Regions from separate parts of the Homo sapiens genome. Here region 1 is linked to region 2. A link is a contact called in ENCODE Hi-C or POLR2A ChIA-PET data. All regions are on one chromosome and are shown on one strand. Each heading gives the region's core, a stretch centred on a gene start or an enhancer-like site at or near the end of the contact. The rest is flanking DNA. Distances are from core to core; before and after follow the strand shown. Region 1 holds the start of PRDX6-AS1 (PRDX6 antisense RNA 1). Region 2 holds the start of SLC9C2 (solute carrier family 9 member C2 (putative)).

Region 1 (7,452 bases), core at 3,876-6,375, 140 kb before region 2:
AAGAGGTGAAACAGAGAGAGTAGCCAGTGAGAGGCAAACAAACAAACAAAAAAAAAAAATAGGAGAGTTTGGTGTAACGGAAGCAGAGAAAGAAGTGTTTCCAAAAAAGTAATCAACTCTGTCAAATGCATTGAAATTGAAGAAAAGCTTCCATTGGATTTTCTTTTTTTTTTTTTTTTCCCAGTCAGGTTCTCACTCCGTTGCCCAGGCTGGAGTGCAGTGATGTGATCTCAGCTCACTGCAGCCTCAACCTCCCAGGCTCAAGTAATCCTCCCACCTCAGCCTCCCCAGTAGCTGTGTCTACAGGTGCACACCACCACGCCTGGCTAATTTTTTGTATTTTTTTTTTTTTGTAGAGATGGGATTTTGCCATGCTGCCCAGGTGCTGGTCCCAAACTCCTGGGCTGAAGTGATCCACCTACCTTGGCCTCCCAAAGTGTTGGCATTACAGGCATGAGCCACCACACCCAGCCTGGATTTAACAAGATGTATTTCAATGTATGAAGGAAGAGAAAGAAAGAAACATGAACAGAGAAATAAGTGGTAGGAGAAGGAAACGTTGGGTCAAACTAGAAGTTTTAAACCTGAAAAAATATGAAAACTAAGTTGTCTAATATAACAGCCACTAGCCACAGGTGGCTGCTGAGGACTTGAAATGTGGCCAGTATACCATATGTAGAAAGCTGAAACTGGATCCCTTCCTTACACCTTATACAAAAATTAACTCAAGATGGATTAAAGACTTAAATGTAAGACCTAACACCATAAAAATCCTAGAAGAAAACCTAGGCAATACCATTCAGGACATGGGCATGGACAAAGACTTCATGACTAAAATACCAAAAGCAATGGCAACAAAAGCCAAAATGGACAAATGGGATCTAATTAAACTAAACAGCTTCTCCATAGCAAAAGAAACTATCATCAGAGTGAACAGGCAATCTACAGAATGGGAGAAAATTTTTGCAATCTACCCATCTGACAAAGGGCTAATATCCAGAATCTACAATAAACTTAAACAAATTTACAAGAAAAAAACAACCCCATCAAAAAGTGGGCAAAGGATATGAACAGACACTTCTCAAAAGAAGACGTTTATGCAGCCAACAGACAGATGAAAAAATGCTCATCATCACTGGTCATCAGAGAAATGCAAATCAAAACCACAATGAGATACCATCTCATGCCAGTTAGAATGGCGATCATTAAAAAGTCAGGAAACAACAGATGCTGGAGAGGATGTGGAGAAATAGGAATGCTTTTACACTGTTGGTGGGAGTGTAAATTAGTTCAACCATTGTGGAAGACAGTGTGGTGATTCCTCAAGGATCTAGAACTAGAAATACCATTTGACCCAGCAATCCCATTACTGGACATATACCCAAAGGATTATAAATCATTCTACGATAAAGACACATGCACATGTATGTTTATTGTGGCACTATTCACAATAGCAAAGACTTGGAACCAACCCAAATGCCCATCAATGATAGACTGGATTAAGAAAATGTGGCACATATACACCAAGGAATATTATGGAGCCAAAAAAAAAAAAAGGATGAGTTAATGTTTCTTTGCAGGGACATGGATGAAGCTGGAAACCATCACTCTAAGCAAACTATCACGAGGACAGAAAACCAAACACTGCATGTTCTTACTCATAAGTGGGAGTTGAACAATGAGAACACATGGACACAGGGCAGGGAACATCACACACCTGGGCCTGCCGGGGGGTGGGGGGCTGGTGGAGGGATAGCATTAGGAAAAATACCTAATGTAAATGACGAGTTGATGGGTGCAGCAAACTAACACGGCACATGTATACCTATGTAACAAACCTGCACGTTGTGCACATGTACCCTAGAACTTAAAGTATAATAATAAAAAATATGTATATATAAAAGAAATGTGGCTAGCATAAATTTAGATATGCTATAAGTATAAATTACACACCACATTTCGAAGACTCAGTATGAGAAAATATATACAATATCTCATCAATAATTTTTACATCAATTATAGGGTGAAATAATATTTCACATACATTGGGTTAAATGAAATATATGACAATTAAATTTACTTTTTTTTCTTTTTACTTTTTTAATATGGCTACCATAAAATCTTAAATTACATATGTGGCTCACATCATATTTATACTGGAGAGAGTTGTACTAGAGCATGTTTGTATGCTAATATAATGATCTAGTAGAGAATCAGGAATTGATGATGTAGAAAGAGAAAGAGTAGGGAAAAGAGAAAAGACCTTTAGAGCTTAAGCAGATAAGGGGTGATGGACATCATACATAGATCAACAAACAAGTAGAGAAAGGCATGTACATAGATAATATTTGTTGTATCCTTTATACAGAAAGAACTCACTCTTTTTAAACAGCCATGAAGCAGTAATAAACATTTATCAAGGACTAAGTCACAAATAAAATCTCAAATATCTAAAGGTACAGATCACATGGTAATCAAACAAGAAATCAGTATGAAAAAGACAGCAAACTCAATCTAATTACATGGACATTATAAAACAGTTTTCTAAACAACTCTTGGATTAAAGTGGAAATCAGTACTAGAACACAGACTGTTTGAAATTACCAATGAAACAACACTCCATTTCAAAGCTTATGGGATACAACCAAAGTCTTAACTCAAAGGAAAATTCAGAGCTTTCAGTGATCTTCTTAATATATACGGAAGATTGAAAGTAAATGATCTAAGCACCCAGTTCAAGAAAGTTTAAAAAAATTAAAAAAAAAAAAATAAGCCAACAGAGAATAGGAGAAACTAATAAAAATAAAATTCAAAATTAATGAACTAGAAAGCATGGCAAAACAAAATTGCATAGACCTGGTAAATAAAGCAATTGTTTTATTTTGTTTTTGTTTTTAGAATACAACATACAAACCATTAATAAGTGTGAACAAGAAAAAAAGAGAAAGAAAATGCAAATATCTACAACAAGGAAAGAAAAATAATTCAGCATTAAGAGATTTTTAAAATTCTAAAATTCCAAATACCCACCAGTAAATTAGAAAATCTACATGAAATAGACAAATTTTTAGCAAAATGCAGATTACTAATATTAGCTCATGAAGAGAGGAAATTATCCCAATAATCAAAGAAAAACTTGAAAATGCAGCAAAAGCTCTAACTTCAAAAAAAGCACCAGTTCCAGTTTGTTTTATCAGTAAGTTCTAATACATCATAAAGAACAGATAATTCCTGGATTATTTAAACATTCGGCCAGTACAAACTATGAAAAACTTCCCAATACACTTCACTGACAAATTTAATTCTGATACTAAAGTATACTAAATACTAAACAATAGTAAAAATAAAATACATATTGGGTTATTCTTAAAATCCAAAGTCAAATATTAGCAAGTCTAATTAAGAATGCTTTTGACAGCAAGTAACAGAAACCCTGACTCCAATTATCTTTAAAAATGAGGGTATTTCTGAACTCAACAGAAATCTAGAAGTAGGATAAGTTTTAGGATGGGTTGTGGTTTAATTACGTTATTAAGAACCCAGGGGAGGGGGGCCAAGTTGGCCAATTAGAAGCAGCAGCTGTCTGTGGCACTCAGGGAGAGGAAGAAAGGAGCAAGTGAATATAGCACCTTCAACTGAAATATCCAGGCACTCACACTGGGACTGATCACAGAAACAACTCGACCCATGGAGAAGAGAGAAAAGCAAGGTGGGGCAATAGCCCACCTGGGAGCAACATGAAGCCAAGAGAACTCCCACCCCCAGCCAAGGGAAGCAGTGAGTGAGTGTGCAACCCCAGGAAACCACGCTTCTCCCACGGATCTTTGCAACCCACAGATCAGGAGATCAGTGCACCCACACCACCTTGTGCACCCACATCACCAGGGTCTTGGGTCCCACACACAGAGGTGTGTTGAGTCTCAGCAGAGCAGCTGCTCAGGCATGCATAGAGATCCAGGAACTTTACATATTCCGGCCCCAGGATCCCCAACAGAGGTGTCTGTAACTCAGGCAAGGTGGGAGGTCTGTACATACCCCTAGGAAGGGGGCTGAATCCAGGGAGCCAAGCAGCATCAATCTGTGGGTCCCACTTCCACAACACCTCACAAAATAAGACCTACTGGCTTGGAATATAGCCTACCTGTGATGGGACAGAGTCCCCAGTGGGAGGGGTGGGCTGCCATCTCTACTGTTTGGTTGACTCAGCCATTTCAGTCTATGGGCTTCGGAGAATCCATATGGTTCAAACAAGGAAGGGTCTTCCCAGAACACTACAGCGGCATTGCCTGAACGTGGCCAGGTTGCTTCTTTAAGTGGGGCCCCAATCCATTCCTCTTCACTGGGAGGGACCTCCCAACCGGGGCCTCCAGCCATCTCTGCCTGTATTCCACAAACGGATCCTGATCTCTTTCTGGAATAGCATGCCCGAGGGGAGGCGAGGAGGGAAGGAGGAGGGGAGGGGAGGAGGGGAGGAAAGGAGGGCCACCAAGCTGGCTGTTTGAATGACTCAGCCATTCCAACCAGTGGGCTTTAGAGAGTCCAAGCCAACAAGGGCAGAAGCAGTTTCCCAGCACAACAAGGCTGTTCTATTGAGGCATGGCCAGATGGCTTCTTTAAGTGGGACCCTGATCCACTTTTCCTTGACGGGTAGATCATGCCAGCTGGGGTATCCAGCCACCCCCGCCCATGTTCTGTGGCCAACAGACTTCTAATTTTTCCCTGGGACAGAGTGCCCAGAGGGGAAGGCGGGCCACCAACTTGGCTGTTGGGCACCTCAGCCAGTTCAGCCTGTGGGCCTCGGAGAGCCCAAACCAACAAGGGGCTGATGGGATCCCCAACACAGCACAACTGCTCTATCAAAAACAGCCCAACTGCTTCTTTAAGTGGATCCCTGATCCCGTTCCTCCTGACTAGGTGAGATGTCCCAACTGGGGTCTCCAGCCACCCCCTACATACTGTGTGCTCATGCTGGCAACAGGACAGTACCGCCCTGGGATGGAGCTTCCAGGGGAAGGGGCAGGCTGCCATCTTTGCTGTTTCATAGCATTCACTGCTGATACCTCCAAGTACAGGAAAAACTGAGGCAACCAGGGTGTAGAGTGGACCCCCAGCTAACTGCAGCATCTGTAAGGAAGAGTAAACAGACTGCTAAAAGAAAAAGATGAAAAAACAAAACAATCCATGAAAGCGCCATCCAAAGGTCAGCAACCTCAAAGATCGAAGATAGATAAGCCCACAAAAATGAGAAAGAATCAACGCAAAAATCTTGAAAATTCAAAAACCCAGAGAGCCCCTTTTCCTCCAAATGATCACAACACCTCTCCAGCAAGGGCTCAGAACTAGGCTGAGCCCAAGATGACAGAAGTAAGCTTCAGAATGTGGACAAAAGCCAATTTTGCTGAGCTAAAGGTGTATGTCCTAACCAAAGGCAAAGAAGCTAAGAATCATGATAAAACAATGCAGGAGCTGACAGCCAAAACAGCCAGTATAGAAAGGACCATAACCGACCTCACAGAGCTGAAAAACATACTACAAGTACTCGCAATGTAATCCCAAGTATTAATAGCAGAATAGACCAAGCAGAGCAAAGAATCCCAGAGCTTGCAGACTATCTCTCTGAAATAGGACAGGTAGACAGGAATAGAGAAAAAAGAATGAAAATGAATGAATAAAACCTCTGAGAAATATGGGTTTATGTAAAAGGACCAAACCTACAACTGATTGGGGTACCTGAAAGAGACAGGAAGAATAGAACCAAGTTGGAAAACATACTTCAGGATATCATCCAGGAGAATGACCCCAACCTAGCAAGATAGGCCAACATTCAAATTCAGGAACAAGAGAACCCCAGTAAGATAACTATTCAAGAAAATCATCCCTAAGATATGTATCAGCAGATTCTCCAAAGTCAAAATGAAAGAAAAAATGTTGGCTGGGCACAGTGGCTCATGCCTGTAATCCCAGCACTTTGGGAGGCCAAGGTGGGTGGATTACTTGAGGTCAGGAGTTCAAGACCAGCCTGGCCAACGTGGTGAAACCCTGTCTCTACTAAAAATACAAAAATTAGCCAGGTGTGGTGGCACATACCTTTAGTCCCAGCTACTCAGGCTACTCAAGAGGCTGAGGCAGGAGATTTGCTTGAACCCAGGAGACAGAGGTTGCATTGAGCTGAGATCGTGCCACTGCACTCCAGCCTGGGTGACACAGTGAAACTCCATCTGAAAAAAAAAAGAAAAAAGAAAAAAATGTTAAGGACAGCCAGAAAGAAAGACCAGGTCACCTACAAAGGGAAGGCCATCGGACAAGCATTGGGCCTCTGAGTGGAAACCCTACAAGCCAGAAAAGATTGGGGGCCAGTATTCAATATTCCTAAAGAAAAGAATTTCCAACCCAGAATTTCATATGCAAACTAAGTTTCATAAGCAAAGGAGAAATAAGATCCTTTTCAGACAAACAAATGCTGAGGAAATTCATCACTACCAGACCTGCCTTACAAGAGCTCCTGAAGGAAGCACTAAATATAGAAAGGAAAAACCATTACCACTACAAAAACACACTGACATACCAATGATACAATGAAGTATCCACATAAACCTGCAAAATAACCAGCCAGCATCATGATGACAGGATCAAATCCACACATAAAAATGCTAATCTTAAATGAAAATGTGCTAAATGCCTCCCAAAAAAAGATACAGAATAACAAGCTAGATAAAGAGCCAAGACCCATTAGTATGCTATCTTCAAGAGACGCATCTCACGTGCAAAGACACACATAGGCTCAAAATAAAGGGATAGAGGAAAATTTACCAAGCAAATGGAAAACAGAAAAAAACAGGTGCAATCCTAGTTTATAACAAAACAGACTTTAAATCAACAAAAATCAAAAAAGATAAAGAAGGCCACTACATAACAGTAAAGGGTTCATTTCAACAAGAAGAGCTAACTAACCTAAGTATATATACACCCAATACAGGAGCACCCAGAAAAAGAAAGTACTTAGAGACCTTCAAAGAGACTTAGACTCACACACAATAATGGTGGGAGACTTTATCACCCCACTGACAATATTAGGCAGATCATTGAGACAGAAAATTATCAAAGACATTCAAGACCTCAACTCAGCTCTGGATCAAGTGGGCCTGATAGCTATATACAGAACTCTCCACTCCAAAACAACAGAATATACATTCTTCTCATCGCCACAGCACTTACTCTAAAATTGATCACATAATTGGAAGTAAAACACTCCTTGGCAAATGCAAAAGAACTGAAAACATACCAAAGAGTCTCTCAGACCAAGGTGTAATCAAATTAGAACACAAGATTAAGAAATTCACTCAAAACCATATAACTACATGGAAAATGAACAATCTGCTCCCGAATGACTTTTGGTTAAATAATGAAATTAAGGCAGAAATCAAGAAGTTCTTTGAAACCAATGAGAACAAA
Region 2 (7,714 bases), core at 2,187-4,686:
CTCTGATGCCCAGGCTGGAGTGTGGCGGTGTGATGTCGGCTCACTGCAACCTCCATCTCCTCCGTTCAAGAGATTCTCATGCCTCAGCCTCCTAAGTCACTAGGATTACAGGCATGGGCCACCCCTCCTAGCTAATTTTTGTATTTTTAGTAGAGATGGGATTTTGCCATGTTGGCCAGGCTGGTCTCAAACTCCTGGCCTCAAGTGATCCACCCACCTCAGCCTCGCAAAGTGCTGGGATAACAACCGTCAGCCACCGCACCTGGCCACATTTTCCTCTTATTACTGCTTTTTTGAAGTTTCCCTAATTGATGTGTCCTTTACTGTGTGGTTATTTTCCAAATTTTTTAATACCAGATAAAATTTTTTGAGTAGCTGTTCCCATAAGAAAAAACATTCCATGCATTCAGGGATGAGATGGGAGTGGACTTTATTTTTGGCATTTTTTCCTTTATTCTCTAATTTATTGTACATACAGTACCTCAACAGAATTGTAGGCCATGTGTCCTATCACGAATCCTGATAGAGAAAGAATCGTCAAAACAATGACTTCACAATTCTTTAAACACATCTTCAAAAGCCCTAAATGTGAAAAACAGAATAGTTGCATGAGTACTCGAAGTACAGTTTCTACCAAATGTGTATCACTTTTGCACCATCCCAAAGTAAGTCAAGACCTTCTGTATTCAATTAATATTTAATGATGTGGCTTAACTTTGGGATGGTGCAAAAGTGATACACATTTGGTAGAAACTGTACTTTGAGTACTCGTACAACTATTCTGTTTTTCACGTTTAGTACAATATTTACAAAATTACATGAGATAGTCAACACTTTATTATAAAATAGACTTTGTGTTAGATGATTTTCCCTGACTGTAGGCAAATGTGTTATGAAAGCTTTTAAGGTAGGCTAGGCTCAGTTATGATGTTCAGTAGGTTAGTTGTATTAAATGCATTTCAACTTACAATATTTTAAATTTATGATGGGTTTATTAGGACACAACCTGATAGTCAAGGAGCATCTGTACTTCTTACAGGTAAGACCAGATAAAGATATGTTTTTTACACTCTTTCTGCAATGCTCTTTACTACTGGAGCGTTTGTCTCTATAAAGGATATAGAGCTAGTCCATGGTCATCAGCAACTTGTGATATCAAAAGTGACCAAGGTCATTAGTGAGTATATTAAAGATTCCCAAAGAAAGCAATTTCACTCTTTGATACAATGGGTAAAATTGAAGGAGTTTATACATATTTGCTTCTGTATAGTATTCCTAGTTCCAGAAAGGATTTTAAAGCAGCTATTTTTCCTTTTTCCTAATCCCTAGTGTTGAATTGTGGACTAAAGCATCTGTGTGTTGAATATGTTACTTGATCTGCATGAATATCATTCTCTATACCTGTTGAATTCTTAATCATTGTTTAAGAGGTCCTTATTTGTGAAGCCTTTCCTAATTTCCTTCTTGGGGTTGGGGTGGGTTATTTATCTTCCCTGAAGAGAGATTACACCAAAAGCCATAATAAAATGGACAAAATGAATGACATCAATTATGTAAATCATGAATTGTATGCCTGGGCTCTATTTGTGTGTTTGCTCGCATTGTCCTCCCCTCATCTCAGATATTTTGGTCAGGTTAGGTCTGGCCAGGCAGGCAGTGTACAGCTCTTCCTCCTCCTTGTGAGCAGAGAATCTTGACGACAACTTTATAGTTATACTTAACACACTGCATAGTAATTATGTGTTTGCCAATCTCTCCCATGAGAGGGCTTCTTGAAGTTAAGTTATTCTTCTTACATGTCTACCACACTACCATGCTCAGCAAATGTCACTGAATACAGGAATATAGAATAGACACTACTTATAATTAAATGAAGCGAGATTGACAGTATTCACTCATGTCTTATCGTTTCAATGGGCCCCTTCTTTTGATGTTATGTAGTTGTGATGGCTTTCTGCATTGACAAAAGGTTCACAGGGCAGAGGAAAGATGAGTTTCAAAAACAACCACCTACCTCCCAAAACAACAATGAAGCATACAAGCGTTGTGAAATGTTTCTCTTCAACAAGGTAGTCAGCTGGCTGCCCGCAGAGTAAATCAGGTCTGTTACTTTCATTTTGTGCCCAGAAGTAAGAACTCATTTTTGCTGCTGCTTTTCCCCAGACCTAACTTGATGGAGTGGTTTGGTTATTATTGACACTTTCACTTCTGCATGCTAACCTGTATAGCATGCAAAAAGAACATGAGACCTACCAAGATCCAATTCATCCATACCATTTCTACCTAAGATTGTGCCACACTCAGATCTGAACATGTCTCTTCTTGTCACAGGGCACACATTAATACCTCTTGTCCTACCCCTTGCTCCAAGAACATTTTATAGGAACACTAACAGCAGTGTTAGTGTTTACTCCCTGTACTGTTACATGTATATGGGAGAGGGGGTGCATTGATAGGTGCACTTACCATTGTAATGATATAGTAATGTGCTTGCTTTCCCCATTGGACAGTGAGTTTCTCAAAGGCCAGGGCCCGAACTTTCCTTAAGGCTGTGCACATAGCATGTGGCACGAGATAGGCTGTCCAAAAATATTTGATGGGCTGAACTATTTGAGGGGGAAGGAGCATGGATAAATGTTATGCTCCCCCTTCTCTGTTGGTATAAATCATTCTGGAATTCCATTTTACCACTCCAGCCCTAATATATCTTTTTCTTCTCTCAGCACCCTTCCAATAAAAGATGGCAAATGGGAAACAAAGTCAAAGTTGAGTCACACCAGTTAAGGTTGGGGGTGAGGATAAGGGTGAATAACCTGAAAATAAAGGAAAAGACCAAGGTTTGATCATATGATGCCTTTGAGTGAATTAGAAAAAGGCCCCCTTCCTCAGAGCAATGAAGCCTGTCAACAAGGCACATGGCTTGGCATGTGACTACCAGGCTGGATTTCAGCCCCAGTATCTCACCTCAGCTGGTGCTCTGTGTAGGATGTAACCTGTGCAAATCTATGCAGTGGTCCTGAGAAAGATTTGTTCTGTTTTATTTTTCCTTGCAGCTAGCCTTAATCTAAAAATCCTAGAGGTTCCTCAAGTATCTCCAATAATATTTAAGGCTTACCTTTGGTCCTTTGTTTTGCAGGTCTACAGGTCACAATGATTCTGGTGTGAAGCAGAGGATGGGCCAGAAAGAGATTCAAAATGCTACATCTTCAAATCACTTCACCTGTCCCTCCAGTAGCCCTTCAGGTCCTTGGCATCTTCAACTCCTGCTATCCTCACATGTAATGACCCTCAAATTAAGTTCTACAAATTACCCAGATCAGAGATATGTTCCTTAAAGATTAAGCTGCTTTAAAGTTGAAATTGAGATGAAGGCTCTCAAAATCCCAAAGAACAATGCACAGTTATGCGTCTGTTTGCCAGGGACAGTACTACCAACTGATATCACACCAAAATCCATTTCCATGCCTACTTCTCATTGGTTTCTTGCCAGCCTGCTTTCGTTCTGATTGGCTGCCTACATTATCCCCACCCCCAATCCAGAAGAAGCCAAGTGATCTAGTTCTTGGGAAGCTTTCATTTTTTAACACTCAAGTTACGTAAGTACCCACAACTGTTTTAACTGATTTTTTTTTTTTTTGCTGACATTGTAGAATGAATTCATGAATTTTACAAGTATAATCAAAGACAACCAAAAATTTTTACTTTTCCCTTCAAAAGCTAAGTGTAGTGTAGCTCCCCTGTAGTCTAAGTTAGAGAAGAATACTAACAGCGTGTTTTTCCTTCTGTGCTCAGCAAGCCTTATCTGTACTTGCTAGTTTCACATTCCTTGAGGCTCAGGGAGTTCCTGTTTCACCTCCCTAGCGCAGCTGCAAAGTTACAAGGTTAATACAGAAACATGGTTTCCCAGGGATGTGGAACACGTAGCATAGATAAATGTAAAAGACTGATCAACTGCCTTTGTTCTCGCTCTTGTAAGTACGCTTCCTGCATCACGTAGCTCCTGGCCACTGACTGCTTAAAAGGTGGCTGCTTTCTTTGTCCAGGGCTCAGACTTTCCTGGACGCTAGTCCTACTGAGCCAGGTGATCACCTTTTAATAAAGACCTTTCCTGAACTCACTCTGTTCGGTCTCTCCCATCTTTGATTGTCCCAAAACAACATAATAGCTGAAATAGTCAAAGATATTAATGTAGACAGAATCTCCTTCTATATTTTTGATATATACTCTATATTTCTTATGCCAACACCATCTGGCTCAGCCCTAACCCTCTTCAACACAGTCTTGTCTCCTCTCTAATTCTTTTTCAGTCATACTGTTTCATTTTATTTTTCTACCTCTCCTTCCTTTTCAATGTTTCTCACTCCCATTTTCCTAACTCCTATCCATCATTGGTTTCCAGTCCTCAATTTGAAGAAACAATGTTACCCATTCTTCATGGGAGGACAAATGCATCCCAAATTCCATGATGCCTAACTTATATACTTCTTGCCTCAAATATAATTACTAAAAACAAATACAGTATAAATATTAAACAAATGAACAATAATCATCAATTGGTGGGTTACTTTCAAGGAAGAGTTGTTTTGTGACAAATTCTACTCTCTCATTCCTATACCACATTCACCAAGGTTGCTGCACATCATCTTCTTGAGGGCACCAAGGAGAACATCACAGCAGTAAGATTACACCTTCACTATGTATCAAGAAACCTCTGGCAAGTGAGTCTCAATTCCTACTTCAGACTAAACACAATTCTAATCAACAGCTCTATGACTGTGACAAGCAACATTGGTGCCCACATACTAGCTCCTAAAATATTCTTTATGACTTCCTTTTTTGTACAAACTGATGTGGTTCTTTTAAGCCACTGAGCTCATCCCTACTATAATGCCAAGGACTATGTTAAAAAGTAATTGGCTTATTCACAGGCCCTCTCCTAAGAGACCCATTCCTTACTCTTCCCTCTTCTGCCTTTACTTAACTCACCTCATTACCAAGTTCACTACCCTCCCGTTCGGATCTTCACCTTATCTATACTGGCTGTCACCTTGATTCCTCTCAAAATTAAGTTTGACTCTCTCCTTAGTCAAACTGATCTCAGCACTACTCAGTTTGAGTAATGCCCTTCCAGGTTCTGCCTAGTTCCCATCCTACTGCTGTCCCCTCAGGCTCACTCGGTTCACCTAAGCCCTGCAGCTAAGACTCCTGTAGGTTGAATTTAAGTTTCGAAGTTCAGATTCCCCATGGCCTTTAGAAAAATCCTCATACTTCAGGAAAAGTTGGAGAAAATCCATAAAGTCAGTTAGCTTACACATAGTTCTGAAAGCTAAAGAAAGCAATAACTAAAATATAGAGGTGATCAAATTTTTTATCCTTTCCCATGGAGCTTTTTTTTTAAAAAAAAGCAATAATAAAGTTATATTTCACCATTTTTTATAAATCCAGCTGAAGGAGATTCTGGTCAGTTTGGGGAGTTGAGCGCTGAGAGGCTGCCCAGTGTTTTCTCCCAACTCCATCTTCTGAAAAGAGACAATACTATTTAATTGAGATAGACACAAAACACAGGGGGGTTAGTCAGTTTCCCATCCTCCTAACATTATAATTGGTTCAGGAGTGGGCATGGACTCAGACAACACCAATTAGATGGCTCCCTAGGTTGGTATATTCCATTATTGGGAGACAGCTGTTCTCTCTCCACTTAGGTTTAGTTGTGATGAAGACCCCTCAGAGCAGCTGGAGGCCACCTTCCCAGCTGCATGGAGAAAGCCCACCTAAAGTCTGAAAGGTTCTATGAGGCACCACCTTAGATATTTCTGAATTCTTAACAAATGACTTTATAATTCCACCATGGATTTTATCTTTTTCCCAGAAACCATTCCTTAGGTGGAGAACTTTTTGCCATCTAGAAAGGATAGGATTGAAAAGCAATTTTATTTTCAAAGCCAGTGAGCACTGGCTCTTTTCATATCTTCTAAATCCTAAAATTTATTTGAAAGCTGAAATGCTCCTTCTCAGTTTCTCTCTCTCCTCTCATTTAGTAGAAGCCATACTCAGTCTGGAAATATCCTTAGCAGGGTCATCGAATTCATTCCTTAGACAAAATGTGGCCAAACTTACCCACCAACTCCTAACAAGGGTTTCTCCAGCTTCCAATAACATCTTCCTCTCTTTACTATAAACTCACCAATAGCCTCCTAGAAGGCCCTAGCGCTTCTGCTAATATTGTACTTGAAAGCCTGTAGCTTTCACCCACACCCTCCTCCAGGCCTTTCTGTCCTCTACCATCTAGTCCCAAAGACAATGCCATGTATTTTAGGTTTTGTTATGTCAATTTCTCACTTCCAAGTTATACAATTTGTGAATTATATATTGTTAAGTAACAAATACATAACTGAGTAGCTTAAAACAATAACAATCATTTATTTCGTTCACAAATCTGCAATTTTTTGCATGGCTCAGCACAGAAGGCTTGTCTCCACTCCACACAGCATCAGCTGGGCTGGCTTGACTGGAGGATCTGCTTCTAAGATGGCCCACTCATATGGCTGGCAAGTTGGGGATGACTGCAGGCTGGAGCTCAACCAAGGCTGTGGGCTGGGGCCTCAGTTCCTCCCTGTGGATCTCTCTATAGGCTGGTCAAGAGTGAGCATCTCAAGAGAAAGCATTTCCCCTAGTTAGGCAGAGGCCTCATCACCTTTTATGATCTAGCCTCAGAAATCACATGGAATCACTTCCACTGTAGTGACGAGCCTGCCCAGATTCAAGAGGAAAGAACAGAGACACATCTCTCTACGTGAGGAATGTCATGACCATATTGTAAGAAGAGCATGTGGGAAGGGAGATGTGGCCATCCTGGAAAATACAATCTACCACATATTAGATTGAACATGGGGGCAAGTGTCAGTCCTTTACAATCTGGGGGCATCATGTTAATCTAAATAGCAATCTACTTAGTCCAGAGCAGTAGTTCTCAAAGGCTGGACCACAGGCCAGTTCTGATTCATGACAAAAGTTCCATCATATATGACAAAATAAGAAAAATAAATACAACATAAAGGTCTATAATAAAACTTAATTTATTTAACTTAAAGGGTAGAGCCCTACACTGAGATCTCTTCCCTTTTCTGGTGTTAAAATGTCTTTTGTTAAATGATAGTGATAGTAGATAGTAGTTGTTTTATTAATGATGTCCTATCAATCTCCTCCCCTTTTTTTACATTTTTTCTGTTCAATTAAATACAGAAGTCTAAAGAACTACTGCCTAAAAGTTATCATAACATTGAATTTAGCCTTTGATTGACTACTTCCCAAATAATGTGGAGGCTTCATTGATTTATTAGTATGCACTTTGAATAGTAATTACTTTGTGGATGTTCAGAAAAAGCCATGCAGCTACCTATGTAACAGCTCAAACTCAAAGCCTACGGGCATTTAAAGTTGCCTATGAATAGATCTATAATTCAATGTAACAATATGTAACAAGAGATACTATAACTCTCAAAATGGACTAAAATTGTAAATCTATAGATATAAATAAATGTTCAGATTCTCACATCAAAGGAATCTTTGACATGAGATCCAGGAATCTGTTGTAATCACTTGGTTCACATGCCAGAAAGTAAAATGACATTCAATGTGAAGGCTTAGAAAATAGAAGGTCAGAGGAGAAATTAGGCGTAGAGATGTTGGATGTATGTGTGGCTTATCTGCTAGA

Evidence for each region. A loop is a pair of places that touch in the nucleus more often than their neighbours do. ChIA-PET counts read pairs that join two places held with the same protein, here RNA polymerase II (POLR2A).
Region 1: a map of A673 shows a loop between it and region 2 (2.1-fold over the local background). The contact joins the promoter of PRDX6-AS1 here to the promoter of SLC9C2 in region 2. A Hi-C loop is called at or near these places in 1 of 168 maps with a recorded cell type or tissue (A673). POLR2A ChIA-PET finds 5 or more read pairs at or near these places in 1 of 52 experiments (naive thymus-derived CD4-positive, alpha-beta T cell).

The regions. Positions count from the first base shown.
Region 1 is chr1:173,456,237-173,463,688 of GRCh38, forward strand. PRDX6-AS1 (PRDX6 antisense RNA 1) reads right to left here and starts at 5,126. Exons shown (of 2, transcript NR_125960.1): 1 at 4,142-5,126. It overlaps LOC100506023 (a long non-coding RNA gene), which reads right to left. Exons shown (of 3, transcript NR_037845.1): 2 at 6,088-6,218. RefSeq lists an enhancer at 3,856-4,355.
Region 2 is chr1:173,599,636-173,607,349 of GRCh38, forward strand. It overlaps SLC9C2 (solute carrier family 9 member C2 (putative)), which reads right to left and starts at 3,437. Exons shown (of 28, transcript NM_178527.4): 1 at 3,116-3,437; 2 at 2,015-2,220; 3 at 482-582. The coding sequence starts at 2,141.